7 separate regions of the Mus musculus genome follow, and all the other regions are linked to region 6. A link is a loop called in an ENCODE intact Hi-C map of the cell type or tissue named here. Cell type or tissue: gastrocnemius. All regions are shown on one strand.

What was found. Peaks named below come from ENCODE experiments on the same cell type or tissue, not always from the same donor. Only the 100,000 strongest peaks of a DNase experiment are listed, where the experiment ranks them.
Region 1: a loop joins it to region 6, with 2.9 times the contacts of the local background. A loop is called at or near these places in 13 of 42 quality-filtered maps.
Region 2: it touches region 6 in a loop (10-fold over the local background); 35 of 42 quality-filtered maps call a loop at or near these places.
Region 3: a loop joins it to region 6, with 6 times the contacts of the local background. A loop is called at or near these places in 21 of 42 quality-filtered maps.
Region 4: a loop joins it to region 6, with 3 times the contacts of the local background. A loop is called at or near these places in 13 of 42 quality-filtered maps.
Region 5: it touches region 6 in a loop (4-fold over the local background); 18 of 42 quality-filtered maps call a loop at or near these places.
Region 7: a loop joins it to region 6, with 4 times the contacts of the local background. A loop is called at or near these places in 24 of 42 quality-filtered maps.

What each region holds. Positions count from the first base shown.
Region 1 is chr1:135,309,469-135,313,468 of GRCm38, reverse strand. It overlaps Timm17a (translocase of inner mitochondrial membrane 17a), which reads left to right. Exons shown (of 6, transcript NM_011590.2): 2 at 3,599-3,698. Among named protein-coding and RNA genes, the nearest start is that of Timm17a, 2.3 kb to the left of the region's middle. In gastrocnemius, no CTCF peak of the experiment used is centred here; a DNase peak (open chromatin) is centred at 2,018; H3K4me3 peaks cover 2,105 bases; H3K27ac peaks cover 1,996 bases.
Region 2 is chr1:135,170,493-135,174,492 of GRCm38, reverse strand. No RefSeq gene overlaps it. Among named protein-coding and RNA genes, the nearest start is that of Gpr37l1, 4.8 kb to the right of the region's middle. In gastrocnemius, CTCF peaks have their summits at 2,366 (motif pointing left) and 3,077 (motif pointing right); a DNase peak (open chromatin) is centred at 2,352.
Region 3 is chr1:135,257,046-135,261,045 of GRCm38, reverse strand. Elf3 (E74-like factor 3) reads left to right here and starts at 2,574. Exons shown (of 9, transcript NM_007921.3): 1 at 2,574-2,697; 2 at 3,264-3,431; 3 at 3,820-4,000. The coding sequence starts at 3,272. In gastrocnemius, a CTCF peak has its summit at 1,745 (motif pointing right); DNase peaks (open chromatin) are centred at 1,859 and 2,407; H3K4me3 peaks cover 1,132 bases; H3K27ac peaks cover 1,163 bases.
Region 4 is chr1:135,278,576-135,282,575 of GRCm38, reverse strand. Rnpep (arginyl aminopeptidase (aminopeptidase B)) reads left to right here. Exons shown (of 11, transcript NM_145417.3): 2 at 3,669-3,809. Among named protein-coding and RNA genes, the nearest start is that of Rnpep, 3.5 kb to the left of the region's middle. In gastrocnemius, no CTCF peak of the experiment used is centred here; DNase peaks (open chromatin) are centred at 146, 893 and 1,692; H3K4me3 peaks cover 1,573 bases; H3K27ac peaks cover 1,273 bases.
Region 5 is chr1:135,152,679-135,156,678 of GRCm38, reverse strand. Arl8a (ADP-ribosylation factor-like 8A) reads right to left here. Exons shown (of 7, transcript NM_026823.2): 3 at 3,813-3,886; 4 at 2,410-2,503; 5 at 2,204-2,271; 6 at 1,896-1,966; 7 at 411-1,457. The coding sequence ends at 1,408. Among named protein-coding and RNA genes, the nearest start is that of Arl8a, 7.8 kb to the right of the region's middle. In gastrocnemius, a CTCF peak has its summit at 2,110 (motif pointing left); a DNase peak (open chromatin) is centred at 2,006; H3K4me3 peaks cover 1,116 bases; H3K27ac peaks cover 1,516 bases.
Region 6 is chr1:135,366,296-135,370,295 of GRCm38, reverse strand. Lmod1 (leiomodin 1 (smooth muscle)) reads right to left here. Exons shown (of 3, transcript NM_053106.2): 3 at 2,231-4,000. Among named protein-coding and RNA genes, the nearest start is that of Shisa4, 6.8 kb to the left of the region's middle. In gastrocnemius, CTCF peaks have their summits at 1,014 (motif pointing right) and 1,885 (motif pointing right); DNase peaks (open chromatin) are centred at 706, 1,122, 1,873 and 3,873; H3K4me3 peaks cover 1,236 bases; H3K27ac peaks cover 3,646 bases.
Region 7 is chr1:135,266,338-135,270,337 of GRCm38, reverse strand. Rnpep (arginyl aminopeptidase (aminopeptidase B)) reads left to right here. Exons shown (of 11, transcript NM_145417.3): 6 at 2,142-2,255; 7 at 3,056-3,168; 8 at 3,360-3,468. Among named protein-coding and RNA genes, the nearest start is that of Elf3, 9.9 kb to the right of the region's middle. In gastrocnemius, a CTCF peak has its summit at 2,086 (motif pointing right); no DNase peak of the experiment used is centred here.

The DNA.
Region 1 (4,000 bases), 57 kb after region 6:
GAGCTTTGGAACCTCCTCCCTATGGCAGGTGCTGTCGACTTTGTGCGGGGACAATAATGATCCCTTCTGCCTGCTGAGGCGACCTTGAACACGTCCCTAAGCCTCGCTCTGCTCAGTTTCTGCCTCGACGAAGGGAATGTAGATCTCCGAGTGCCATACCCGAGGCCTTATGCCTATGAGGACTAAGTGTCCCCACGATGAAGCATTTCAAATGAGTAGACCACAAATTTCACCCAACATCCAAGGGGGCTGGATGAGCTCCTTGTAGGCTGAAGCGGCCTTTCCTATGTGGAATTCCCGAAGAAAAAAGATATATCAGTATGTGGAAAATAGGAAGAGATGAGCTGCGTGTGTTCTCTGAAAAGCCATGAATAGACATAAATTCATTAAGTGTTTATTAAGTAAGGGCTGTATGCTTGGCTCAAGGTGTAAACAAGAGTAAATCAGGCATAGCTGTTTGCAGTAAATTAATGTAATAGCTGTCGAGTCTCAACAGTTGTTTGAATAAAGCCTCAGGTGTCACAAGCTAATAGATCTTGGTATTCTGGGTTTTTGTTTGTAATGAGCGTCAGGGTATTATCCTCAAATAGTGTGTCTGCCCAGGATTTTAAATTATTATTTGGTGGCACTCCCAAAAGTATGCTTCAGCCTTCTGTCCTCAGAGGAGGTTATCTCCATGTGTTGGGGTTGGATATGCAGGGTTTAGCTGGACTGTATAAATTGGTACTAGATGCCGTATAATGACACAGATTAGCAGGAGGGGTAATTTTGATACATTTGAGTTTTCCCCAGGTCAGGTGGCACAGGCCTCATGAGGTAGAAGCAGGAGAGCCAGCAAGTTTAAGGACAGCCTGGGCTCCATAGCAAGTTCTAGGGCAGCTGGGGTTAGACCTTGTGTCAGACATATTTTCATCAGAGTGCACTGTGCATGCTGGTAATCTCAGCACTTAGGTTCTAGGCTAGCCCAGGATACATAGCAAGGCCATGTCTTGATGTTTGATAAGTTACTGGACATTCCTTTTTTTTCTTGGTGTGTTCTGAGGCCAGCGCTGTCTGAAACAGTAGATGGTTTAATCATTGTCATAATACTTCTTTGTTGCTTTCTCGGAGTGCTTTAGGATCTATAAATAGAGTGGACAGAGTTTGCGGGGGGTTGGAGTACCAACTTTTGTGCTTAAGTTGGCTGTTCTAGTTATTTATTCCATCTGGGGCAGGCTACTTAACTTCTGTGTGAGCCTTCGTTCATTTGTAAAATACAGAGGAGATAGTCCCAGTCTTTTTATCAAGTTAGAAGATTATGAATTCTAAAGGGAAATTAGTCATTATTTAGATTCTAGTGAGCAATAATGGCAAGTTTAAAAGCATACTGTTGCCGGGCGGTGGTGGCGCACGCCTTTAATCCCAGCACTTGGGAGGCAGAGGCAGGCGGATTTCTGAGTTCAAGGCCAGCCTGGTCTACAGAGTGAGTTCCAGGACAACAGGACTACACAGAGAAACCCTGTCTCAAAAAAAAAAAAAAAAAAAAAACCCAAAATAAATAAATAAATAAAATATACTACTGTTATAGTGATGGACCAGGTGCTGGCTTACTATAGCGCTTGTCTTTTATAGGGAGGGACCATAGTTTGGGGGTTAAGATAGAGTTTTACCATGTAGCCTAGGCTGGTCTCTGTCTCTTTCTCCCAAGTACATATCTCTTGAGACTGTGTGACACACTGAGAAATTTCTTCTACTTCTAATGGACATACTACTTACAAACGACTTCTTGTTGTTGTTGCTAACTTTAGACTTCGTTGTAAAATTGTTTATAAGCCCAAGTAAACCTCTCTGTGCTTGCCCAGGCAGCATGTGTGTGGGAACCAGGATCAAGGAGTGGGTGAGGAGGCGGAGTCACTAACCTGGCCAAACAGATTCCAAAGGCCAGCATTGAGGTGCAGAGCTACTGTATTGCACAGCAGCCAGGGTTTTTATACAGCCTTTGGACTGATGGAGAGTTGACAGGAGCTCTGGAGTAGCCAACCATTCCATTGTCACTGGGGCGGTGCCAGGCTGACAGAGCCTGGGGGGACGTCTGTGAAGACAGGAAGCAGCCAGTGCCCTGTTTCGGGCCCATTCCCACTCATTTGCTAGGGTCTTCTGTTTTGTGTCACATGCTGTGCCAGTGGACGCTTGTACTCCAGAGCGGTGAAGCCTCCCTCACTTCCTCCACCCCATTGATAGACGACAGCATCTATACACAAGAACACTATAGAAACAACAGTTTTAATGTTTGTTTCACAGAATTCCTTTAGGTTAGAAACATGGTGGATGATGTGTGCCAGCAGTGCACTAGACTCCCAGCTTCTTATTTGGAAGGAGATGGTGGTAGAGAATTACAACTCTGCTGAGAGTTGCTTGAAACAGAATTTACCCTGTACTGTGGGGGTAGGGCGTGGGGTGATCGTGTGTGTGTGTGTGTGTGTGTGTGTGTGTGTAGGCTTTGTGTGATAACAAAAGAGAAGCTTACATAAATCCTTACAGAAACACAGTTGACTTAACAAGGCTGGAGATGCTGTGTGTCAGGTCCTGGAGTCTTATTAGCCGGATCCTAGAGGAGTGAGTGGTTTTACTCGCATGGATTACTCAGGTTTCAGTATTGTCTATTTTAGGGGGCTGCATTTGGATGGTGGGTTTACAAGTTTAACTTCTAATTGTCAAATATTCAAGTGTGGTTTTTTTGTTTTTTGTTTTTTGTTTTTGTTTTTTTTTTTTTTTTTTTTTTTTTTTTTTTTGGTTTTTTGAGACAGGGTTTCTCTGTGTAGCCCTGGCTGTCCTGGAACTCACTCTGTACACCAGGCTGGCCTCGAACTCAGAAATCCGCCTGCCTTTGCCTCCCAAGTGCTGGGATTAAAGGCGTGCACCACCACACCCGGCTTATTCAAGTGTGTTAAATGGATCTAATGCAAAACTTAAGCTTAAAATGCTATTTTGAACTTCCTTTTTTTTCTTCTCGAGACAGGGTTTCTCTGTGTAGCCCTGGCTGTCCTGGAACTCACTTTGTAGACCAGGCTGGCCTTGAACTCAGAAATCCACCTGCCTCTTCCTCCCAAGTGCTGGGATTAAAGGCGTGCACCACCACGTCTGGCTGACATTAGACTTTTAAAAGATCATCCACTGATTTCTAGAAGCTGAATCAATATTGTTGATTACAGTTCCTTCTGCTTTATTTCTGTTTATTTGCTTTTTATAGTGCTCATCTTGGAACAGACTTAAGATAGGTTACTGTGAGTGACTGAAGTGCTGGGTGTGGCGGTGTGGACTGTAGTGCCAACACACAGGGGGATGAGGCAGCAATAGGAGGCAGGTGGTGGCAAGACATGGCCCACACCATGCTGCCATTCTTTTAAAGAAGGACACAACTGTTAAAGCCTCTGGCTTTGGAGGCTTGAATGGCTGTGGATGAGTGCAGTACCCTTACCCCTGTTTTACAAGCTAAGTTTATTGGTCACAGTGGGCTCCACATTGGAACCTGTTGCATCCTTTTATATATTAAACAAAAAAAAAAGTTGTGGTTTATGAATAAGAACTAAGGTCATCTTTTCTTCCTTCCTGTGTTTAGCCCCTGGCGAATTGTAGATGACTGTGGCGGTGCGTTTACCATGGGCACCATAGGTGGTGGCATCTTCCAGGCCTTCAAAGGTTTTCGAAATTCTCCAGTGGTGAGTGAGTGATTGGTCTCATTTTATATTCACTGGAAGCCAGGGTTGGTTGATATTATTGATGATCACATCAGTGGATTAGAAATAGATTACACTTGCAGTCTAATATACATACATACATATATATATATATTATTATTACTACTACTACTATTATTGTGGGGGGGCTGTTTTGCTATGCAATACTTGGTGTGTGGTATCCATGGATCAAATCCCTGGAACTGGAGTTACAGTTGTGAGCTGCCATGTGAGTGCCGGGAATTGAACCTGGGTCCTTTGGGAGAGTAAGTAGTAAATGTTCT
Region 2 (4,000 bases), 200 kb after region 6:
AACAAAAACAAACTCCACCCCAAAATAGAAACAACCATCCCAAATTTACCCTATTTTGAATTTATTTATTTAGTTATTTAGTTATTTAGTTATTTAGTTATTTAGTTAGTTAGTTAGTTAGTTAGTTAGTTAGTTAGTTAGTTAGTTTTTTGAGACAGGGTTTCTCTGTATAGCCCTGGCTGTCCTGGAACTCACTCTGTAGACCAGGCCAGCCTCGAACTCAGAAATCCACTTGCCTCTGCCTCCCGAGTGCTGGGATTAAAGGCGTGCGCCACCATGCCCGGCTTGATTTTGTTTTTTAATTAATTAATTTATTTATTTTTGGCAAGCTAGGGATGGAAGCCAGGACATTGTTCATTCCAGGCTAATTACTTTCCCTCTAAGCCATAACCCAGCGCCGAACCTTTTCATTTATATATAAAAGGCCACACAGTGACCACATCTTACTGTCACAGCATCTTGTGAGACTTCAGAGCCAGGCACCTCTACTTCTCGCCAACGATTAAGTGAAGGGTGAGGCGGTCCCATGGGCTTTCGGGTCCCTGTCCTTTCCCTCCATGCCTTTCACCACCCTTTAGGCTGTTTTGCAGATTCAGCTTTTTAGTGGCCGTATCCTTCACAATAAGGTGAACCCCAATTCTCATGTTCCCTCTTTTTATTTTGAAAACTTATTTATTATTTTTTTAATTATTTGTGTGTCTATATGTGAATTTGTGCTTGTGCATCTGGGTGCAGAGCCCTTAAAGGCCAGAAAAGGGTGCTAGAGCCCCTGGAGCTGGAGTTACAGATTGTCATTAGTCACCGGAAGTAGGTACAGGGAACTAAACATTGATCTGTTCAGGTCCTCTGAACAGAAAACAAGCATCCTTAACCACTGAGCCATCTCTCCAACCTCCCTCTTTATGTTAGTCCCTAGATGTACTTTGGCTGCCTGGAAATTTGCTACACAGTCCAGGCTGCTTCAGACTTGCGCTGATCCTCCTGGTTCTGGCGCGCACTCTCACACACAGCTCAAAGGTGAATTTCACCAGGGCTTCCTCTGCGCCTCACCCTGGCTCTGATCAGCCAGGGCAAAGCCCAACACACAGTAGGTGCTCAACAAATGTTTGTAAAATGAACTACATATGCAACTTTTAGCTCTTTATTTTTTAGTTTATTTGGCTTCTCGAAACAGGATGTCCCTGTTAGAATCTGTCATACTCGATTTTAGCTGTCTCCCGCCTTTCTGCTTTGATTTCTGGCCCTGTTAAAGAAAAATCATAGCTAGCACTCTCTCTCACAAGGGAAGATGTGAATTTTCTCTTGCTAGTGGCTAGTGAGTCATATGGGCTGGAGAGATGGCTCAGAGGTTAAGAGCACTGGCTGCTCCTCTAGAGGACCTGGGTTCAATTCCCAGTACCCACATGGCAGCTCATTCTATAACTTCAGTTCCAAGGGATCTGTGGCACATGGTGCACATGCACACACACATACACACACACACACACACATACATTATGTATGTAGGTGTATATGCACACATATATGCATGCAGGTGAAAACTCATACACATAAAATAAATAAATCTTTTTTTTTTAAGTGAGTCCACATTACCCCCAGTATTCACACCGATTTGATCTTCCCACTTCTCAGGAGCCTGTTGCTGCCCCATGCTATGGGTGAGGAGCCGAAGCAGGGTTAAGCACTTGAGCTACTGAGCAGCTGCGAGTCGTGTACAAGGTGGCATTTGCTCAGTGAAATATGGGCTTGTATTATTTTCTTTGGTGAGGAGTCCTCACCTACTTCATTGCCAGGGAGAGCCCCGGTCTCTGTTTCCCTCTCTCCCTCCCACCTACATAGCATGTTGCATGTAGTCTCTCCCTCCCACCTACATAGCATGTTGCATGTAGTCTCTCCCTCCCACCTACATAGCATGTTGCATGTAGTCTTTAGCTACCAGTGGGGGAAACTCCCAGGTGGAAGCTCGGGGAATTCCTGGGATCATGGAGAGTCAAGGGGAGATTACGCAGGAGCTAAGGTAAGCCAAGTAAGAGGGCTGGCGTAGATCATCTCTGAGCTCTTTGCTGTTACAGCTCTGCACCTTCAGTGCCTTTCTGGGGTTCTCCAAGCAAGTGCTCCTCCGGCCTGGTCCGGAAGCTTCCAGAAGCAGCCGAGGGTGGAGAGCACTTTGCAGGTAGGTGGCCCCTCTGGAGGTGTTGGGTAGCCGTGAGCACACAGTACCACCACCATCTGTGTTTGGATCAGATCTGCAGGCAGCTCACAAGAACTGTGGGCTGGACTTGGGTACTGTGGGCTAGCTAAGGCCGGGGACAGGAGAGGACCAAGGCTTGAGAGCTGTCTTAGTCTCCAACTCTGATTATTTGGTTCCACCTAGTGGCCTCTGGCATTTCAGCTGTCTTACTGGAAATCAGCAAGGAGATTGCATGTCCTTTTAGGCATTTGAAGAAGTGTGTGTGTGTGTGTGTGTGTGTGTGTGTGTGTGTGCATTCATGAATGTGTGCGCCTGTGTACACAAACTCAGAGGGAGACATGGGGTGTCATGCTCCATCACTCTGCCTTATTCCTTTGAGATAAGGACTGTCAGTAAACCAGAGGCTAGCCTGGCTCCAGAGAGCTACAGACATCTTTCTATCTCTGCCCCGTGGCACTGGAGTTATGGGTATATGGAGCCACATTTTTAAAAAAAAGATTTATTTATTATTTTTATGTAAGTCACTGTATCTGTCTTCAGACACACCAGGAAGGGGGGGGGTGTCAGATGTCATTACAGATGGTTGTGAACCACCATGTGGTTGCTGGGATTTGAACTCAGGAACTTCGAAAGAGCAGTCAGTGCTCTTAACCAGAGCCATTTCTCCAGCCCCCAATTAAAAAAAAATATTTCTTTACTTTGTGTGTGTGAATACTTGCACGCATGTATGTCATTCCTCAGCCATTATGTGGGTTCTGGGAATTGAACCCAAGTCCTTTGCAAGACAAGTGCCATCGATTGGAACTCATTTTTTAAAAAAAATGTATTTATTTATTATGTATACAGCGTCCTGTCTGCATGTACACCTACAGGCCAGAAGAGGGCATCAGATCCCATCACAGATGGTTGTGAGCCACCATGTGGTTGCTGGGACTTGAACTCATGACCTCCGGAAAAGCAGTCAGAGCAGTCAGTGCTCTTAACCACTGCGGCATCTCACCAGCCCCTGGAACTCACATTCTTAGCTCTCTTACCCACTGAGTCGTCTTCCAGCTCAAACTACACGGAGTGTCTAGCATATGCAAGCACAATGTGAAGCAGGATGGGCTAGAATATAGAATGAATGAAAAATATGTGTGAATATGAAAGAAAAGCAGAGGCCTAACTCTGGCTTCCATCAGCCCTGTGCTAAGATCTAGCCCAGCGGTTCTCAACTTCCTAGTGCCAAGACCCTTTAATATAGTTCCTCACTGTGGTGGCCCCCCCTCCCCCAGCCATAAAATTATCCCATCGCTACTTTTTTTTTTTTTTTTTTGGTTTCTCGAGACAGGGTTTCTCTGTATAGCCCTGGCTGTCCTGGACCTCACTTTGTAGACCAGGCTGGCCTCGAACTCAGAAATCCACCTGCCTCTGCCTCCGGAGTGCCGGGATTAAAGGCATGCGCCACCATGCCCGGCCCATCGCTACTTTGTAACAAATTTTGCTGCGGTTATGAATCATGGTGTGATCACCTGTGTTTGCCAATGGTCATAGGTAACCTCTGTGAAACGATCGTTCAACCCCAAAGGGGCCGTGACCCACAGGTTGAGAACCACCGATCTGGGTTCCAGCACCTGCCTGTGAAGCAAGCTAGGATCGCACAGTATAGATGTGGCTGCCCGAGTCTGTTGCCGTGGGACTTGGCCTCGCAGGTCTTCCGTTTCCACGTCTGAGAAGTAAAAGGGCTGGCGTAGATCATCTCTGAGCTCTTTGCTGTTACAGCCCTGCAAGCTACAAAGGAGCAGGGGAGGGGTTTAGGGTTGTGAGTCA
Region 3 (4,000 bases), 110 kb after region 6:
CCTACCCAGAGCCCTTGGTTTTCCAGCAGCCCTGACCTAGAGGAAAGGAGCCTGTCGTTCTGAAGATGAAGAGTGGAGCCTATGGGGGTGGGCAGATTGTGTCCTGGGACAATGGGGTACCTAGAAGAGAAAGGAATCTCCTTTCGTTTGAGGTCTACCTGGGGGTCGTGTGTCTGTAAATGGGGTGGAGAGAGGAGAAGACACAGATCTTATAACGTAGATGCAGGAAATGCTGACAGTTCAGTGTAGAGAACTTACTCAATTCATATAGCCTCCGAAGCTATCTCCTCAGGCAACGCAAAACAAACCAGTTGGAGCCGCAAGACATCTAATGGCTTATCGAGTCCCACACCCTCGATTCTTTGCTAATTTTATGGTTTTGCTTTTGAGACAATCTACTGTAGCCTAAGATAGCCCCAAACTCAAATGTAGCTGAGACTGACTGACCCTGAGCGCTGGAATTCCAGACACATGCATATCTTTTGCTAGGCAATAATCGCTCTACCAGCTGTACTCCCACATTCCAGGGTAAGTGACTGGAATTCTCACTTACTATATCCCTTTAAAAATTCCCTGAGTGGGATGGTTGTAGCCAGAGGGAAAAGGCACCAACAACTGCTTGTCACTTTCCAAATTTGGTAGCCTGAACAAACCACTTATCAAGACAACAACTATATATCATTTCTTTTCTTCTCTCTCTCTCTCTCTCTCTCTCTCTCTCTCACTCTCTCTCTCTCTCTCTCTTTTGAAAGAGTCTCACTACTATGTAGCCCTTGATAACCTAGAACTCACTATGTAGTCCAGGCTTGGCCTTCAGCTCGCAGAGGTCCACTTGCCTTGGGAGTTGAGAGATTAAAGGGATGCATCTCCACATGTGTCCAACAGTGCTTTTTAAAAATATTTTTAAAACCATGCTTACAGCCAGGCATAGTGGGCGTGCCTTTAATCCCAGTACTGGGGAGGCAGAGGTAGGTAGAGTTCTGAGTTGGAGGCTAGCCACATAGTAAGTCCCAGGATAGCTAGAACTATGTAAAGACCATGTCTCAAAAAAGATGCAAACATGTGTGTGTGTATATGTGTGTGTGTGTGTGTATATCTTGTTTGTTTAGTGTGTATGTGTGTGTACACTTGCACATAAAGGTCAGAGTACCACATTACAGGAGTCAGTTTTCTCCTTTTATCATGTATGGATGGAACACGGGTCCATCCATAGCATCCTTAGCAGCAGGTATCCTTATCCACTGAGCTATCTCAGCAGCCCCACATTGCTTATTGGATGTTTTTGGATGAGGATAGTTATATTAAAAAGGTTTCTGGTGTTGGTCTGGGTAGTTACCCTTTAACCCATCTCTAGAGCCTGTCTCTTGAGTTTGAGGCCAGCCTGGTATATGTAGCTAGACAAAGTTTCAAAAATGAACAGAATCCTGGGACTAGAACCCATTTGTAGAATGCTTGCATAAGAAGCTCTGGGTTCAATTTCCTGCATCTCCAGAGGGATTTTGTTCTGTAGTTTTAGTTTTTCAAGACAGAGTTTCTCTGTGTAGCCCTGGCTGTCCTGGAACTCACTCTGTAGACAAGGCTGGCCTCGAACTCAGAAATCCTTCTACCTCTACTTCAGGAGTGCTGGGATTAAAGATGTGCGCTGCCCTCCTCCACCCCAATTTGTTTTTGTTTTTTAAGGGCCCCGGTAAACAGTAAATTAACATGTGCATCCTGTTTGTCTTTGTAATGACTCAAATGTTGGGCTTCTGACCACTAGAGGGCAGCAGGCAGATACTAATGGAGTGGGCGGAGAGAAGGGTAATCAGGAGCAGACCAGACTCGCGGATAAACCAAACAGCACCGCCAGCCGACCCTAGGCGAGGAGAGCGCCACAGGCACCAAGGGAAGACTTGAAGTAGTGTCTGATCTCTACCGCTTCAGCAACCATCGCGTTTGGGTGGGCTCCAGACAGGCAAAGTGCCAGCAAATGGTCTCTGTAGCTGACTAGACAGACTATCAGACCCAAACCACCACTGGACCGTGAATGTTGCCCAGTGTGTTGCCTAGCCGCTTTCAGAATCCCAGCTTCTGGGTGTTGTGGAGGAAACCCCTTAGCCTCGGTAACTTTCACCAGGCCCTTCTTGTCTCTAGACCTCTAGACAGTTGGAAGCATCAGTCTTGACCCAGCCACCGGTTCAGATTCCTTGCCTTGCTTTCTCCTCCCCAGTTCAGCCCTGGCCAGGCCCCCAGGAAGAATTTCCAGGGCCAGAGGGCAGCCTAAGGCACAGATGCCCACCCCTGCAATGTTCCCGCCACCTGCCCAGTTCAGTACCCAGGGCCCAACCCCAGAGGGTGCGGAATGACAGATTCTGACAATCATTAAACCAGCCAGGCCTGATTTCCCAGCACCGCCTGCTAGGATCTGGGCCAAGTGGCACGGAATATGCAAATCACCTGGGACAGGGAGCCCAGTCTGAAGGCCAGGAAATCCCCAGCATCCAATGAGCCACCAGCTCAGGTTACAACCGGGGACGTACGCCGAAGACCTGGAGGGGAGGAGCTCCTGCTTTGCTCTATTTAGAGCGGGTGGGGGCAGCGCCCTGGCCACACTCATCACTGCTACCTGCGGAGCCTTCGACCGCTTAGATTTCTTCCCTTCCTGTGGCCTCAGAAGCCTGCTCACCCGCCTGCCACACCGAACCCTGACACACCTCGGTACGGTCACATTCCCTAACTCTGGCTTCAGGAACCGTCCAGTGGATTTACAGTTCTGAACTTAATCACTCAGGCTTGGAGGTTCCTAGCTGGAGTGTTGGGGCTACTGTGGGTGTATTCTGGGACTGGTCAGAGACCAGATCGGTGTCTTGGAGGGACAGGGTGGCTTCTTTGGTTCAGGAGCCCACGTGATTTGTGGAGAGAGCCCCAGAAGAATTTGTATCATGGTCCCACCCGCTTTGAGATTATTTTTATTTTTCGGAGCCGAATTTCCCAGTTTGGCGCCAGCTGGCCTGACCCTTCTAGGCTCAAGAGAGCATCCAACCTCAGCTTCCCCAAGTAGCTGGCTCTTGGTGGTGATGGTGGTGGTGGTGGTGGTGGTGGTGGTGGTGGTGGTGGTGTGTGTGTGTTTGTGTGTGTGTGGTGGAGGGGGGGGGTGTTGAAGAGAGAATGTCTACAGCAACACTGAACTTCCTGCCTCTCGGCTGTTGCTGCCCAGGCTTTGCCAGACAGAAATGGAAGTGTACCCTGACCTGTACCCTCCCCACCTTGTCTCCTCTTCCCAGGGGCCCTCATGGCTGCCACCTGTGAGATCAGCAACGTTTTTAGTAACTACTTCAACGCCATGTACAGCTCAGAAGACCCCACCCTGGCTCCTGCTCCTCCGACTACCTTTGGCACTGAAGACTTGGTGTTGACCCTGAACAACCAACAGATGACACTGGAAGGTCCAGGTGAGTGCTGTGTAAAATCTTTACAGACAGGACACCAATGATCTGAGAGGCTCTTAGATGATAAATGGACAGGGAGGAAGGGTATCCTGGAGTTAGTGGCTGGGGAGGATTTATTCATTCATATGTTTGTGTAGTACTGGGGAAAGAACCCAAACAAGACCTTATTTATGCTAGACTGTGTTCCTAGTCCCGAGAAGACTGTAGTGGCTGAGGTGGTGGGAATATAAGAACTGTGGTGACAGATTAAGGGAGGATGAACTTGAGAACTAGCCATGTTGTGATTGTGGATATGTATCTGTCCCTCTCCGCCCCTCCTCGGGTTGTGTAGGACCTCAGACAAGATCCCAAAGGGACAGGACTGATCCTCTGGCTGTACTCCACCTTGCAGAGAAGGCAAGCTGGACTAGCGAGCGGCCCCAGTTCTGGTCGAAGACCCAGGTTCTGGAGTGGATCAGCTACCAAGTGGAGAAGAACAAGTATGACGCCAGCTCCATCGACTTCTCCCGCTGCGACATGGACGGAGCCACCCTCTGCAGCTGTGCGCTGGAGGAGCTGCGGCTAGTCTTTGG
Region 4 (4,000 bases), 88 kb after region 6:
CAGTGGGAGCTAGAAATTAAACAGGATTGGAAAATTAAACCCTCCCTAAATTTGCATACTCTAAAGTTGTCAAAGTTAACAACAGAATCTATTTTGAGTTTGTAATCCTCCTGCCTCAGCTTCCTGGGTGCTGGGACTCCTGGCAGTGTGCCATCATGCCTGGCCCGTATCAGGTGCCTAGGTTTAGACGTTCACCGGATGTTGTCAAACATTTAGACAAGTGCCTTGCACATCTTAGGAAACCCTGCTCATTATCCTTCCACTATCTTTTGTTTGTTTGTTTGAGACAGGGTTTCTCTGTATAGCCCTGGCTGTCCTGGAACTCACTTTGTAGACCAGGCTGGCCTCGAGCTCAGAAATTCGCCTGCCTCTGCCTCCCAAGAGCTGGGATTAAAGACGTGCGCCACCACCGCCCGGCTCTTCCACTATCTTTAAGTTATAGAGCAGAATCAATTATTGTCCTTCAAAACATCATGGCTGAGGCCTCTCTCTGCTTTCCAAAGGGTTGCCCTTTGGACTACGGAGGTCTTCACTGAGGACATTGGCATGCATTCTTTTCCCGATTTTGCAACCATTCTGATGAGCGCGCTCCCTCAAGCACTGCAGCGCCTTCTCCCAGAATTCACATGGGCGGTAGTGCCCAGGTTTCCTCGTTTCCCCGTTCTGTTTCCTTCACATCATTTAAGAACAAACGAAGCAAAAACAAACAAAACACCGTAAACAAAGATGGCGGAGGGATAATGTACAGGGTTTCCTAAGATGTACAAGGCACTTGTCTAAATACTTGACAAAATTTGGTGAACTTTCTCTCTCTATAAACGCCCGATACCAGCTAGGCATGGTGGCACATTGCCCGAAGTCCCAGTACTCAGGAAGCTGAGGCAGGAGGACTACAAATTCAAAATAACAACCAAAGACAGATTAACGGCATAACTGGGCACAGCTCCTCACGCATCTTCCACGATTTCCATTTCCCTATTAGCATCTGGTCGGTCAGCGCTGGCACACACCAGCTGTCAGGCTAACAAGGCTCCACAGGCTTTAGCGGCATCTTAGTTTTTTTACCTACTTCCTTTCCTGATTCATGAGCCCAGGCAAAGCAGCATATTGTAGCTAGCTGTGTAACTGCCCATCTTTGAGTTTGTCAGGCTTTCCTTGTTTTTTTTTTTTGTTTTGTTTTGTTTGTTTGTTTTTTATAACTTTGACAGTTTGGAGGAGTGCTGGTCAGGTATGTTATAGAATGCTCTTCTACTGGAAATTTTCAGATGTTTTCCCAATGACTACATGATTAGACTGGAATTGTACATTGTAGAGGGGAAATTCACTTGGATCACACTGAATTGAGTCAGTGTATTAGCAACATGTCATCTGTATGTTGAGGTTGACCTCGGTCACTCCTCTACATTAGTATTCTTCAGCTTTTTCTACTGTGCCACCTCCTGCCTTCCACACTACATTGTATTTATTGGAAGACTAATTACATTTACTATACTTGAGCAAAAGCAGGCAAAAGAAAAACTCAATATCTAATGTGACTTTCTTATGTATCTCTAGTGTCTTACTGTTGCAGGAACTATTAAAATAGAGCCACATGGCCGCACTACTGCAGGCAACTCTGCCCTGGCGTGTCCTGCCGGGCTACTCTCTGCCCTCCAACTCTCTGGCGGGGCAGAGCTCCCAAGTTCCCTTTGATGCCATGCCAAGCCCCATGCACCCGCCCACTCTGTCTCTAGCTAGTGCGCCACGGAGACCAATCGCTGTGTTCCCAGCTCTGGTTTGCTTGTCTCTGGCTCTGCTAGTTCCTTCTCAGCCATAAACTCCTGTAATCTGGAGGGGGGGGGGGGTCCCACATACCAGTAACCAAGTAAATCAAAACTCTTGAAGCTTATAATTAGCCAATCGGATTTATGTATCAACAAATTCTCAATTCATAAGATGCTAATACAATAATTTCAGAATCAATTGATAATGATAAAAGCTGCCCACCGGGCTGGAGAGATGGCTTAGCGGTTAGGAGAACTGACTGCTCTTCCGAAGGTTCTGAGTTTGAATCCCAGCAACCACATGGTGGCTCACAACCATTTGTAATGAGATCTGACACCCTTTTCTGTTGTGTCTGAAGTCAGCTACAGTGTACTTACATATAATAATAACTAAATAAATCTTTTTAAAAGCTGCCCACCTAGATTAGACAAACTATCCCAATTATTCTAACCTTTATAATATCATCGTAACTACCTGTGGCTATTTAAAGCCATGCTGGTTCAGGTTTTCCTGTTTGTCTGCCTCCATCTTGGCTTTTTTTTTCCTCTCCTGAGAGGCTTTCTGTTTCTGCAACTCCTAGCTCTGCCTCCCTTTTCTCTGTCCAATAACAGGCCTCCTGCTACATTAATATTTTAACGTAATTGGACAGGGAAAATCCTGTCACATCTTCTGCCTACTCCTAGAGGCTATGCAGTTGGTAGAACCTTCATCCAGGCCTGCCTTTCCTCTCTCACCTGCTAGAGAAAGGCTTCTCTCTTTCCTTCTAACATCTGACTCTTGCTTGCCCTTAAAGGTCTGACCAGACACTTTGTTCTTTTTAATATTTTATTTATATGAGTACACTATAACTGTCTTCAGGCACACCAGAAGAGGGCATCGGATCCCATTACAGATGGTTGTGAGTCACCATGTGGTTGCTGGGAATTGAACTCAGGACCTCTGGAAGATCAGGCAGTGCTCTTAACCTCTGAGACATCTCTCCAGCCCTGATCAGACACTTTTATTTCACCTATGAATCCTTCTTGGAATAGTGTAACCCATTCTTCAATTTTAAATGGATACATATTCATACAAACACACATGAACAGTTTTAGCTACGTTGTGTATGTTTTCCTTTTGCTACAGGCAGAAGTAAGGCTGGTCTCTTTTCGTGATAGAGCCTTGATTGTCTCAGTGATATACTTCAATACCAGTCATAACCCTGAGCACTCAGAAAGGAGATCTAGAGTAACTAAGAAAACTACAGTTGTGTCTTGGAAACAACTGGTGGTTGAAAGCCAGCTTATGACTAATATCCTTGCACTGTAGATAGGTTCTGGTATATCAGAAACTGAGATACACCAAGACATCTCACCACACCTGTACGAAGGCAAGGTCTCTGTCCTCCTTCTTCTGGGCTTTTCTAAAGAATCACTGGAAGAAATACCTTAAAAGGGAGATCCAGTCTACCCAGCTATGGGAGAGAATAAGAGTCAACTTACAACCTGCAAGAAAGAGCTAATCACCTCATAAGTATTCATTACAAAATCACATCAAATCTGGGCATGGCATGTGCTACATTAAGATCCTTTCAAAACAAATAAACAAGCAAATATCTAACTCTGGTTAGATGAGAAACGGCTACAGCCAGAAGGACACAGAATCTCAGTACGAGGTTCTGATTTGATTCCTGAGATACCCATGCGATACAGTGGGAATGCTGTGTCTGTCCTGTGAGGCGGGCATGAGACCATAGCCTGTTCCAGAGTAGATTAAACACACACTAGGACAGGACAGTCAGGGACAGAGTGATCCTCAGAAAGGTCTTAATGATTATGATATGTCATGAAAATGTCCCGTGTCAGCCAGCTCCTTTCTCTGTTCATGATCTGCCTGCTCTGAAATGCCTCTCTGTTCTCTCTTAGGTTTGCTGGTTGGCTCCTGAGCAGACAGCAGGAAAGAAGAAACCCTTTGTCTATACCCAGGGTCAGGCGGTCTTAAACCGAGCCTTTTTCCCTTGCTTTGACACTCCAGCAGTGAAATGCACGTATTCGGCTCTTATTGAGGTGAGGTGACCTAACTTGGTATGCTTGCCCTTGAGATTATGAATGGGAGATGGCTCCGCAGTTGAGAGCACTTCTGCTCTTCCAGAGCACCCACATCAGGCGACTTACAACTGTCTATGACTCTTTGTGCATGGGGTCTAGCACCTCACGGGCACCTTCACTTATATGCACATACCTACATGCGCATCCAC
Region 5 (4,000 bases), 210 kb after region 6:
AGAGTTCTGTTCTGGCTCCACTCTGGCTATATGGGAACAAGCAGGTGTAGACTGAGAGGGGGCCATGAGCTTAAGTGTTTATGATGGAGAGCAATTCAGTTTGAATGCCACATGAAAGGCCCAGGTCTGGGCAGCTCCTCTAACAGACCTGCTTAGTGCCACTTGGCAGCTGTCAGCGTACAGGAGTGAGAAGCAGACAACAAGCAGGGCCCAGAAACACGTGTGGGCTGCTGTCCCAGTGTGAGCACACGTGATAGGCCACTGTGTTTCCAGAGAGCGTGAGTATGTGTTCCCTGTAGGTGTGGCACCCTGTGGTCATCCCTGTGTATGATGTGTAGTGGTGCTCATGCCCCTGTGGGTCCGCTGGTCGGTGATATCTGTGGGAAACAACCAGCACCATACACACCCCCCAACACAAAATTGGTAATTTATTGTTGTCATTATTAGGAGGCAAAAAAAAAAATGTACAGTTACAAGGATCGTTTTCCAAACAGAGGTTAAATATGAGCTGAAAACTGTAAAAAGGAAGAGGAACATCACTTTACAAATTATTAAATTAAACAAACAAACAAACAAACAAACAAAACCAAAGAACCAACCCTCCCATGCTGAGTTCTCTCCTTGTACAACTCTGTGAAATGAGAACAGAAAATGAGATGGGCCGTGGAGGTGGGGACCCTGGGTAGGGGCAGGACCTGGGGCCAGGAACAGTGACAGTGGGGGTTGCTGGGACGACATGGACCCTGGTCCTCCCTCTTAGACCTGGTTGTACCTGGTGGCCCTATCAAGGCTGGGGACAGAAAAGGAGGCTCCTGCTGGCCTTCAAATTCAGGTCCTCCACTGGGAGACAGAGATACTTTACAGGACATGGGGACAACCACTGCCCTATGTGGCAGTCTCCCCTCTTCTGCATATGAACTTGCCCCACATCGACCCTGCATCTCTCTCTGCCTTTCCAGTTTGCCCCTCCCAGGTCCCGATTGGCCCCTGCAGCATCAAATGGTTGATCTTAGTCTTTGCTTAAATTAAAAAATTAAAATATATATACATATATATACTGTACACACAGGACAATAACAGAGTGTTGAAAGGGGAAGAGGAGGGTGGGGCAGAGAGTGAGGAGAGGGCTTGCGGGGCCAGGGCTGTTGACAGGGAGGGGAGTGGGGTAGCTGAAGGGAAAAAGAGAGCAAGGGAGAGAGGTTAGGGGACCAGACTTGGGGAGAGGGCAATTATTTTACAATAAAAACAGGAGTTGAAACCTCAGCAGAATAGGGCTCTAGGAGCCCCAGAGGGCCCTCCCCACACTGGGTGAGGAGGAGTGGGCTTAGGGAGAGACAACAGGGTGGGCGGGGAGCTCGGCTTCAGGTTAGGTGACTGTGGTCCCTAGTCAGAAGAAGAGCCACAGTCTCAGCTTCTCCGTGACTTTGAGTGTTGAATAAGCCACTGTAGGGTGATGTCTGAGGGGAGACAAGAGAGAAAGTTGTAAGGCCTCCCTGTGTGAGAAGGGCCTGGGAGGTATGAACAGTTAAGCCAGGTTCCTGCAATGGCAGCCTGGATCAAGCTTAGAGCTGTGACCCCACCCCCCCCCACCCCCCACCCCCAGCTCCACCCCCCCCCACCCCCACCCCCCGCACCAAAAGCTCCAAGCTAGTGATATAAAAGACACAAAGCCACAGCTAGCAAAGAAGGGACTGGAATACCTGCTCTAACCAATCTCAGAAGTGGAAGAGGGGGCAGGGCTAGGGTAACACCCAGAACTGGGGCCTCCTAGCTGCCTGCTGCACCCAAGGACAAAGTGGCTCGGTATGGACTTCCCAGATACCGCATCAGAAGTATCTTTCCCTTCAGCCCAGCCACTCCTGGCAGAGTGCCAGCAACTTCCCCAAGCCACGCACCTATGTTGTCCTTCTCTTTGCAGGATATGGAGTAGCAGCAGATCTCTCGGTCCTGGATAGCAGACAGGTTCCTGCGGGAAGACCAGAGAGGAGTCAGCGGATGCTGGAGCAGTTAAGGGACCAGGGAAGGGCAGGGTGTTTTTCTCAGTAAAAGGTCTACAAGAGGAGGGCGAGGCTTCTGGGAAAGATACGTTCTGCTGCCACCATGTGGTAAACACCAAGAACAGCAACAAGCCCAGCCCAGAAGCCTTCGGCAGCTGGGGAATTTGGGGGAGCTGAAGCACACAAAGAAAGGCCACTCAGCTCACATTTTCTCGATTAGCTCCTTCTCATCTAGCGCTCCGGCGAGGTCTCGCTTGTTACCAAGGACTAAGACCTATACAGGAAGCAAGCCGGGGAGAGTTAGAGCAAGGATACCTGGGTACCTCGGCTGTACGGCGCTCCCCCCCTCCCCCGCCCCCGCCCCGTGATTTCTGATCAGCTCCCTCTCCCACCCGCTCCATCTCCAGCTGACCGGGATGCCTTGTAGCTGTGGCTTGTCTAGCAGGTTGTGGAGCTCATTCTTGGAGGCCTCGATCTTCTCCTGATCCGCAGCATCCACCATATACCTGGGGAAGGCAGTGAGGGATACCGTGGGTTGAGGCACACAGGAAGAGGAGCTGCTGAGGGGAAGAAGGCCTCCAGTTCCAGCCTGGTCGCCTCTGGAGAAATGGACTACCCTGGTCTGACTCAGAGAACACTTTCCCAAACATAGGTGTGAAGCACTGCAGGCTCAGTCCTCTGTGGAACTGGAGCCTGTAGGATTAGCTGTGAGTCGGGCCCAAAGTGACCCATTTACATTTTCATGGAAAGCCTAGATAGGACCAGAGTAGAAAAGGAAAGGCCTCCCTACCAAGGGACAGGGTACAATGCTATTTTCTTTTTCTTTCTTTCTTTCCTTCCTTCCTTTTTTCTTTTCTTTTCTTTTTTTTTTTTTTGAGACAGGGTTTTTTTTCTCTGTGTAGCCCTGGCTGTCCTGGAACTATGTAGATCAGGCTAGCCACCAACTCAAGAGATCAGCCTACCTCTGCCACCTGCGTGCTGGGATTAAAGGCATGTGCCAGCTACCACCACCTGGCTACAATGCTTGTATAAAAACTCAGGTTTAAGCTGATCAGGAGGCAGAGACAGGTAGATCTCTTGTGAGTTCAAGGCCAGCCTGGTCTACAGAGCGAGTTCCAAGACAGCCAAGACCACACAGAAGAACCCTGTCTGAAAAACAAAACAAAACAAAATATACCAAAAAAAAAAAAAAGTTTAAACTGGGAATGGTATGCATGCATTTAATCCTAGCACGTGAGAGGGGGAAGTCTATGAGTTAGAGGGCAGCATGGTCTTTCTATATAGTGAGATCCAGGCCAGACGGGTCTACATAGTTAGATCCTGTCTCAAAAAACAAAAAGACAAAACACTGTTTATTCTATTAAGAAAACTAAACTGGGCATACTTTTTTTTATTTGTGTGTGTATGTGAGGTGGGGGGAGGGGGGCTGGAGTTGAATCCAGAGTGTGTGTGAGACTGGAGTTGAACCCAGAGCCTTATATATGCTAGAGCTTTCAGACCAAGTTACATCCCTTGTCTGGATAAAATTAACAGGCAAAGGAAGGAGTCACTTAAACTACCCAAAATTCAAGACATGGTGATTTGGATTGGGAGAGACACTGTAGGCTGGCTGATCAGATCTGTATATATATTACAATTTTCTTTTTTAAAAAAATATAAATTCTTTTTTAAAAATATATATATATTCAAATAAACAGTATGCAAAATAATAAAAGCAGGCCACGTCCAGGCAGCAGGCATTAACAGGGACCATGTGTGTGGTTCTGCATCAGGCCTGATGGCTTGCAGGCGGGAGGGTGGGGAGACCCTACTTACACAATGGCGCTCACTCCTCTGCAGTAGCGTTCCCACATGCTTCGGAAACGGGGCTGCCCCCCAATGTCCCAGAGCTGAGAGAGAAGAGGATAGGGAGAAGGTGGCCTCAGGAGCAGGCAGACAACTGAAAGCCATTGGGTTCTTAGCTTCCCTTCTGCAGTCTCCCCCCACCCTAAGGTCACAGCTCC
Region 6 (4,000 bases):
GCATGATGTCGAAGTATGTGACGGAATACATTGCCCTTGAGTCAGCAATCTGGGACCCTATGACAAGTGGCTTTGTAGTATAGGATATAGTATAGGTTTGCCCCAGCCAGAGCTGCAGGGGGAGAAGGGCTATTTAACACAGCAAAGCACCGGAAATAAGAATTCTAAGAAGAAAGAGGAAGCATTCCAGTGCTGGGGGGCGGGGGGGGGGGAGGAGCTGCAGAGTCCCATCGAGGATAACACTCCATCTCCCTCAGATACTCTTAATTTCCAGTCCGCTGTGTGTGTCTGTGTGTCTCATTGAGGAGTAAACAGAGCCCAGAAAGGCCTGGGGAAGCCTAACTCGCTATGTTTGCCCCTTCCCATCACTTAGCAATCCTGAAAAACTACACACGCCAGAAAGAGAAAGAGAGTGGATGCAGGAGGGACACTTAAGAACTAGGGGACCCCAGTGATGTAACTGTGGCCTTGCTGGGATAGGAGGAGACCCCGAACAGCCTCGGGGGTGGTATAGGAATCTAGTTGAAGAGGAGGGGTGGCTTTATGTAATCAACCAATCAATCAATCAATCAATAGGCCTATACACTGTATGAGACCCTGGGCTTGCTTCTCAGCTGAAGCACGCACAACCCTAGACAAACATGGACCTGTTCAGGTGTGAGTGTTTGTCAGGGGTAGGGTTGGCAGAGCTCCAAGGGGTTTGGGTTCTGGGAGGGGAGAGGGCTAGAGCAAAAGACAATGTGGGAATACAGCGGGGCCAAGGGAAAGCTAAGGAAGAGGAGGACGCAGGGTGTTTGACTAGAAGGGAGGCACCTGGACAAAAAAAGTCTTTCTGGCTATGAGGGAAGGAGGGGAAGGAAAGGAAGAGGGGAGGAGGAGGGAGTTCCAGAAGGGGAGAAGGGTTTTTGGGCACTGACGGGCCTCCCAATGAGTGCAGCACCCTTGGTGCCTGACTCGCAGGTTGATTTCAGCTGGATAGCATCTGCTCTCAGGGGTGAAGGTTGTGCTCGGTCCTCCAGATGGCGACAAGAGAACTTGGTTTTCCAGAAAAGCTTGGTCTCTGAGTGGCCCGTGTCCAGATCCTACTCCTCAACAGTGGCCAAGTAAGCATGGAGTTCCCGGCTCGGCCCTGAGACCGGAGCCCTTTGATTGTCATAGGTCATACGTTGAGCTCCAGGGACAAAGTGAGATATAAAAGCCTAGCTAACTGCCCGTGTCCACGTGCCAGACAGACACTGGTCCTAGGCCCGCTCTAGGTCCCCCTCTCTGGCCAGGGAAAGTGGAGCGAAACGAGAGCAGGAGGAGGAACTTCTCGGTTTGGGGGCAGTAGACCTGCAATGGAACCTTGGAAAGAACAGAGGAGGTAGATGCTGAAGAGGATGCTGGGAAAGGCTGAGGTCAGGTGTTGCTTCTCCTGGATCTAGATGACCTGCTCTCCCTGGGGATGGGGGGGGGGGCGGGGGACGACGACGACGACTTGGCGTTGAGTCTAGATTCATTAACTTGAATGAATCATTTGCTTTCTTTGAACCTCTCCGCTCCGCCCCTCCCCCGCCCCCTATTAAAACGTAGGTGGTAGATGGGCATAGATCTTTTCTATTGCTAGTTCTGACCTTCCTTGGTTTTAGGAAGGAAAAATCCACTAGACGCGTGACTCCGGGCTCAGGAGCCAGAGGCGGACAGCAGAACTCGCGGAGCGGACAGAAACACTTCTGTGAATCCCGCGGGTCCTGAGCTCAAGCATCCGCTCCGCACCTCGGGTGGGTCTTGCAAGACAAGGACAGTCGCGTAGGGTGGGGCTGGAGTCCCTTCCCCCTCTCTGCTCTTCTTTGACCTCCCGCCGCCAGAGCCAGGCTGCTCTGAGGAGTAGAAGAGCCTGGGTTGCAGTTTTCCTCGAGGTGGCGCTGCGCTCCCACATCAAGTTTAAACGCACTTAGAAATGATTACGTCATCCCAGGCCTAATTGGCTCTGGGAAGCAGAGAGTTGGGAAGTGTGTGTGCTCCCAGCCCCCAGCCCAGTCTAAATCGTGTTTCCAGTTAAGTAAACAAACAAACAGACAAACAAACAAAAACATGCAAAGGTGAAAGGTTCTAAAGGAGACTTAAAGTCTGGAGACTGGCCCGGTGTGGTAGCACACACCTTTAATCCCCGCAGAGGCAAACAGATCTTCAAGAGTTCGAAGTTAGCCTGCTCTACATTAGGAGTTCTATGTTAGCCAGGACTACATAGAAAAGAGGAAATTATATATTTATATATGTAAAACTAGTTCCATTTGGCTTCCAATGTCATTGTGAAAAACTATCACTGGTCCGTTTTTTCAGCAGCAGAGAGGAGTTAAGACCTCAGCCCTACCTCTTATTCGTCATGTACCCACGTGCAGCTGATTAACTCTATCTGCAAAACATCGAGGCGATTGGCTTCCACATCACAGAGTTGGAAGATAAGCAGAAGCACCCTTAAGCATCTAGCTAGTGCCCTGCACCATCAGATGAAAGCTCATGGGCTTGACTCCAAAGCATACTCTTTGCGATCTGGGAACCAGCGCTGGTATCTCTCCTCCCCTGGGCCAGCCCATTACTTGAGCAGTAGATAGACGGGTTGGGAAGGAATGGGATCAGAGTGTACCCTGGGATATGAGTTAGCCCTCTCTGATTTGAGCCAGACCCTATAACAGCTACCCTACTTCCTTAGGGAGGTGGGACCCCACCCATATTCCAATGGCTTTGCTCTCTGCTAACTGAAGAAAAAGAAAAAAAGAAACAAAAAGAGAAACAAAAAGGCAGAGCACCTGTCTGTGACCCAGAACCAAGGTGGCAGTTTCATGGTGGCACAGTTACCGTCAGGGCAGTAAATCAGAAAGAAATCGTGCCGGGGATGGAAAACAGGGCCTCTGTGCTGGGCGTGGAACCTGACTCTGAGTTTCATCCCTAGTTGGGACAGTATTCCATGTACCCCCGGTGATGGCTGTGGTGGCTCTGCCTCCAGCAGGGGATGCTGGGGGTGGAGAGGTACCTCTGGCCCTAAGTCACACTGGGTGCAGGAGCTGTCCTTCCCTGAGTCACTCTGACTCACTCTGCCTTCCTTCGCCTGTAACTGCTGTGAAGAGCTGGCCCTGAGCCTACAGTAGGAAGAGTCACGGAATGATCATTCCTGAACGTGCCTAATATAGCCATCCCGGGGCCCTGTGTGACTCTCAGCCCCTGAGAACAGTTCTGGGCACAGATACGAGGCAGAGAGACTGGCTGAGGAACAGACCTGGAACACCAGGTCACAAGGTTGTCTCAAGAATTCAAGCTTCCCCCCAGACTGCCCTTTCTGTAGTGGTACACGGACTCTAGGGATGATGTCTACTGTCACCTTGAATGGCTTGCCAGGGACCCTGAGCTTTGGGAGGCCTTTTAGGGAACCTGGGACCATTGGGAACATTAGGACCATTAACATGAAAAAAGGTGAGGTATAGCCACTTGAAGCTAAAGGTTTGTATATATTATCAAAATCTTATGGAAAAACAGATATATAGCTATTTATACAGCAGCAGGTGATGTGAAGAAAATGTCTGCTTTGGCATCAACCCTTCAGGTCCAGCTGCTGTCTGTCTGTCTTTCTACTCCCATCTGGAGCCTACCCTCTCTCAGGCACTGTCCAACCATGCCTGCTGCCCAGGCATATCAGGTGGAGGGTTTGTAGTATCCTCTGCCCTCCTACTTTGCCTTTGGACTTTCATCCCCTCCAGCCTCTACCACTGTCCCATAGAGTGCCACTGGCCCAGCAACTTTGCCCAAGGGCTCCTCAGAGACCTGAATCCTGGCCCTGGGGACAGTGAGGCTGGGGTCCAAATGTGGTCCCTGGGAGACATCTTTTCTGCATCATAAGCCTTTGGCAGCATGCCTGCTACATGGGCTCTGGGCAGTGCCATCTTCTCTGTGACGTGCTTAAAGGACTCCTCTTGTCCGGACACTTCAGCTCCAGGTTTCAAAGCAATTTTTGAAGGGCCTCAGA
Region 7 (4,000 bases), 100 kb after region 6:
AAGAAAAGAGTTTAAAAACTTTTCGTTAAATGTAATAGGGTTTGAGCTGGTAACATAGCCCGTTAGGTAGAGTGAGTGCCTGATGAGCACAAGGCTGAGTACTCAGTACTGATGCTCAGAACTGAGGCCAGGGTGGGGTGGGGAGTACTTGCCTAGCATGCATGGGTCTCTGGGTTCTGGGGCAGACATTAAAGTGGGCATGATGGTGCATGCCTGTAATTCTCACATTCAGAAGGTAGAGGCAGAAGGATCAGAAGGTCGAGGCTAGTGAGGCCAGCCTGAGCTACAGGAGACCCTGTCTCAAAAGGAAAAAGAAATGCTGTGACACACACACACACACACACACACACACACACACGTCAGTGCATACCTTACCTCAGCAGATTTCAGTAAGGAAGACTATTAGAAACATCATCTCTGCCCTGGAGGTGCTGGCACATGGCTTTGATTCCAGCACTCAGGGGGCAGAAGACTGATCTCTGTGGATTCAAGGCTAGCCTGATCTACAGAGCAAGTTCCAGGACAGCCAGGGCTGATAGAGAAATCTTGTCTTGAGAAAACAAAACCAGCTGGGCAGTGGTGGCACATGCCTTTAATCCCAGCACTTTGAGGCAGAGGCAAGCGGATTTCTGTATTCAAGGCCAGCCTGGTCTACAGAGTGAGTTCCAGGACAGCCAGAGCTATACAGAGAAACCCTGTCTCCAAAAAAAAAAAAAAACAAAAAACAAAAAACAAAAAACAAAAAACAAAAAACAAAAAAAAAACAAACCAAAAAAGAAAAACATCACCTCTGGGTCTGAACATGGTAAAGATTTTCAGTGTGTGTTATCCTTTCCGTCCCAAATAGTTTGATCAGCGCTGTACTCTTACTCAAAGTGAACAGAGCAAGATTTTGTTTCTGAATCTCTTAATCAGCCATAAGAATCCTGTGGCAAACTGGGCATAGTGACTCACAGTTGTGAGTCCTTACTTAGCACTGGGGAACTAAAGCAGGAAGGTCACAAGTTTGGGCCATCCAGGGTCATATAGTAGGACCCTGTCTTAAAAAAAGGAAAGACAGGGCTGGAGAGATGGCTCAGTGGTTAAGAGCACTGACTGCTCTCCAGAGGTCCTGAGTTCAATTCCCAGCAACCACATGGTGGCTCACAACCATCTGTAATGGGGATCTGATGCCCTCTTCTGGTGTGTCTGAAGATAGTGACAGTGTACTCATATAAATAAAATAAATAAATCTTAAAAAATAAAAAAGGAAAGACCACATCCTGTAGGGCATGGTGCCTGAACTGACTTCAAGGCTAGCCTGGACTACATAGTGAGTTTAGCTTAGCAGAGCTTTAAAGTACTAGAATCCCATAGCACACTTTTATTTTCCCATTGGGCAGAAGAAAAAACTGAGGCCAAGTGAGGCTCAGAGTCAGAACATGTAGTGAGTGGCAGAGTCGAAGTGTGTGTCTGTATGCACTCACCACAGTGTTTGTGTTTAAGTCAGAGACCAGCTTTCTGGAATGGCTTCCTTCCTTTTATACTAACCTTGGTGATTGATTGGAGGCACTAGGGCTTGGTGCCAGGTTCCTTTACCTACTGAGCCACGCCACTGGCTCCCAAGGTACTATCTTTAAAGCTAGGGGGAAATGTAAGGGACAGTTAAATTTTTTTTTTTTCTTCTTTTGAGACAAGGTTTCCTATGTAGCCCCGGATGGCCTGGAGTCACTGTGTAGACTGACCAACCTTAAACTCACAGGGATCCACCTGCCTCTGCTCCCCCCTGACAATAGATGAGTCAAGACCTGTGCCACCACGCCCAGGCTAGGTGTTTGGCATTTTTGAAGGTGACAGTTTCTTTTGCACACAGGATCATCTGAGGAAAACTATTTTAAGTTTCATAGAGACCAAGTTGTTACCTAAAAATAAAAACACATTCATTATGGTTGACAAGGAAGGGTTTCCCTAGTCCTTGTGGGACAGAGACCCACAGTCAGGTTCACCAAACCCCCGAGAGCTAGGGAGGGGTTGAGTCATGTTCTGTGTCACTCTGGGAGGTAATGCCGTTGAGCCTCAGACCACAAGAGGACAGCACAGCGCCTCTGTCAGGGGAAATGTAGACTTGGTGAACTTGGGGTTTGTGGTTTGTTTCTGGCCAGGAGCTGCTTACACTTGCTTGGAGGCTGCCACAGGGAGGGCTCTGCTGCGTCAGCACATGAATGTCTCCGGAGAGGAAAACCCACTCAACAAGCTCCGGGTGAAGATTGAACCAGGTCCAGAAGGCTCCTCTGTCTTCCTGTCTCCCTGACCCTCACCCCAGTAAATTACTCTTGGAGCCCCAAGTTAGTCTGAGCCACATGTTAGAATGCTTCCTTTGAGTGGTGGGCCACTATAGTGTTCTGGCCATCCCCTGCTCTGTAAGCCAACTGAACACAACCATTTCGGCCACTAAGTTCTTAATGACTTGGCTGTGGCTTTTGTATAGCTGCTCTTCTGTCCCCCTGTTCCTCTTTATCGCTGCCCAGGAACGAGGCTGGTAAATCATGCTAGCTTCATGTTACAGAACCAGGCAGATCCAGTGACTTGTCAGCTCTGGGCTTCCTGCTTTCTAGCATTTTTCTTTAGTTTCACGTGTGACTAACCTAAAACCCTTTTGGGCAACTGAAGCATGTGTTCTCTGGTGCCACTGACTGTAAAATGAACTTCTAGTACATTGGTGATTAGTTTAAGTCTAGGACAGTTGTAAAAACATCGGGGAGGTTGACTGTGTAGACGGTGACCAACCGGACTCAAAAGTCTGAGCGTGGTCCGCCTTAAGAGGTAGTTAAGGCCCTGCCCAAGGAAATGTGCTAGCCCCTTTGAACCACTGGTCTTCCTGACCCTGTCTTAGATCCATAGATACTGACCCTCTGCTATCACCTTTGACGTGCCATGGGAAGGACTATCGGTGGCCTAGAAACCTTCGCTGTACTGGGAAAGGTGTAGTCGGGTCAATTCCAACAGTCAGTCTGTAATCTGAAGGCAGAGGGGGTGTGTATAAACACTCAGTCCTGTCTACTCTCTCCCCTGTCAGGTGTGGACCCCGATGACACCTACAATGAGACCCCCTACGAGAAAGGTTACTGCTTTGTCTCATACCTGGCCCACCTGGTGGGTGATCAGGATCAGTTTGACAAGTTTCTCAAGGTACAGTCAACTCTCCATGTGGGGAGAAGGACAAGGAACAGGTAAAGCAGCTGGGCCAGAGTGCTAGGGTAGGGGTAGGGGGCCCAACCACAAGAGGTAAGGGGTCAGAGAGGGACTGAGAGATGAGGGGGGGAGGGGGGTCTGTTCCCCAGGGCGGCCAGAGACAACAACAACCGTGTCCCTCCTCACAGGCCTATGTAGATGAGTTTAAATTCCAAAGTATCTTGGCTGAAGACTTTCTGGAATTCTACCTGGAGTATTTCCCTGAGTTGAAGAAGAAGGGAGTAGATTCCATTCCAGGTAAGCAGAGAAACTGGGCTGTTGGCTTCCAAGAACTCGGAGAATGAGCAAGATGAGATAGGAAGACATGGCGTCATAGGTTCCTGGTGAATCGCCATTTGGAGAGACAGCTCAGGACCCCAGGCCCTGTTCCACAGAATAATAACTGGTGGCTGGGTGGAGTTCCATGGTCCAGCATATGCCTAGTGTATACAAGGCCCTGGACTCAATCCCCAGAGAGAGAGGGACGGGGAGAGAGGACAGAAAGAGAGAGAAGACAGACTTCAATTTCCTGAATTGGCAGTGTAGTTCAGTTGGTAGAATGTTACTTGTCATATATGAGGACCTGGGTTTGACCCTCTGCACCAAAACATAAAAGCAAATGAAAAATCTCTTTTTTAAGGTGAACTTAAGTGTGTTGGAGTCTGAGGCAGCCGATAGCCATAACTTTAAGACCAGCCTGGGTTTTATGTTGAGTTCAAGTCAAAACAAACAAAATAAAAAAACTTTGGCACGACTATAACCCCAGCTTGGGGGAGGTGGGGATAAGAGG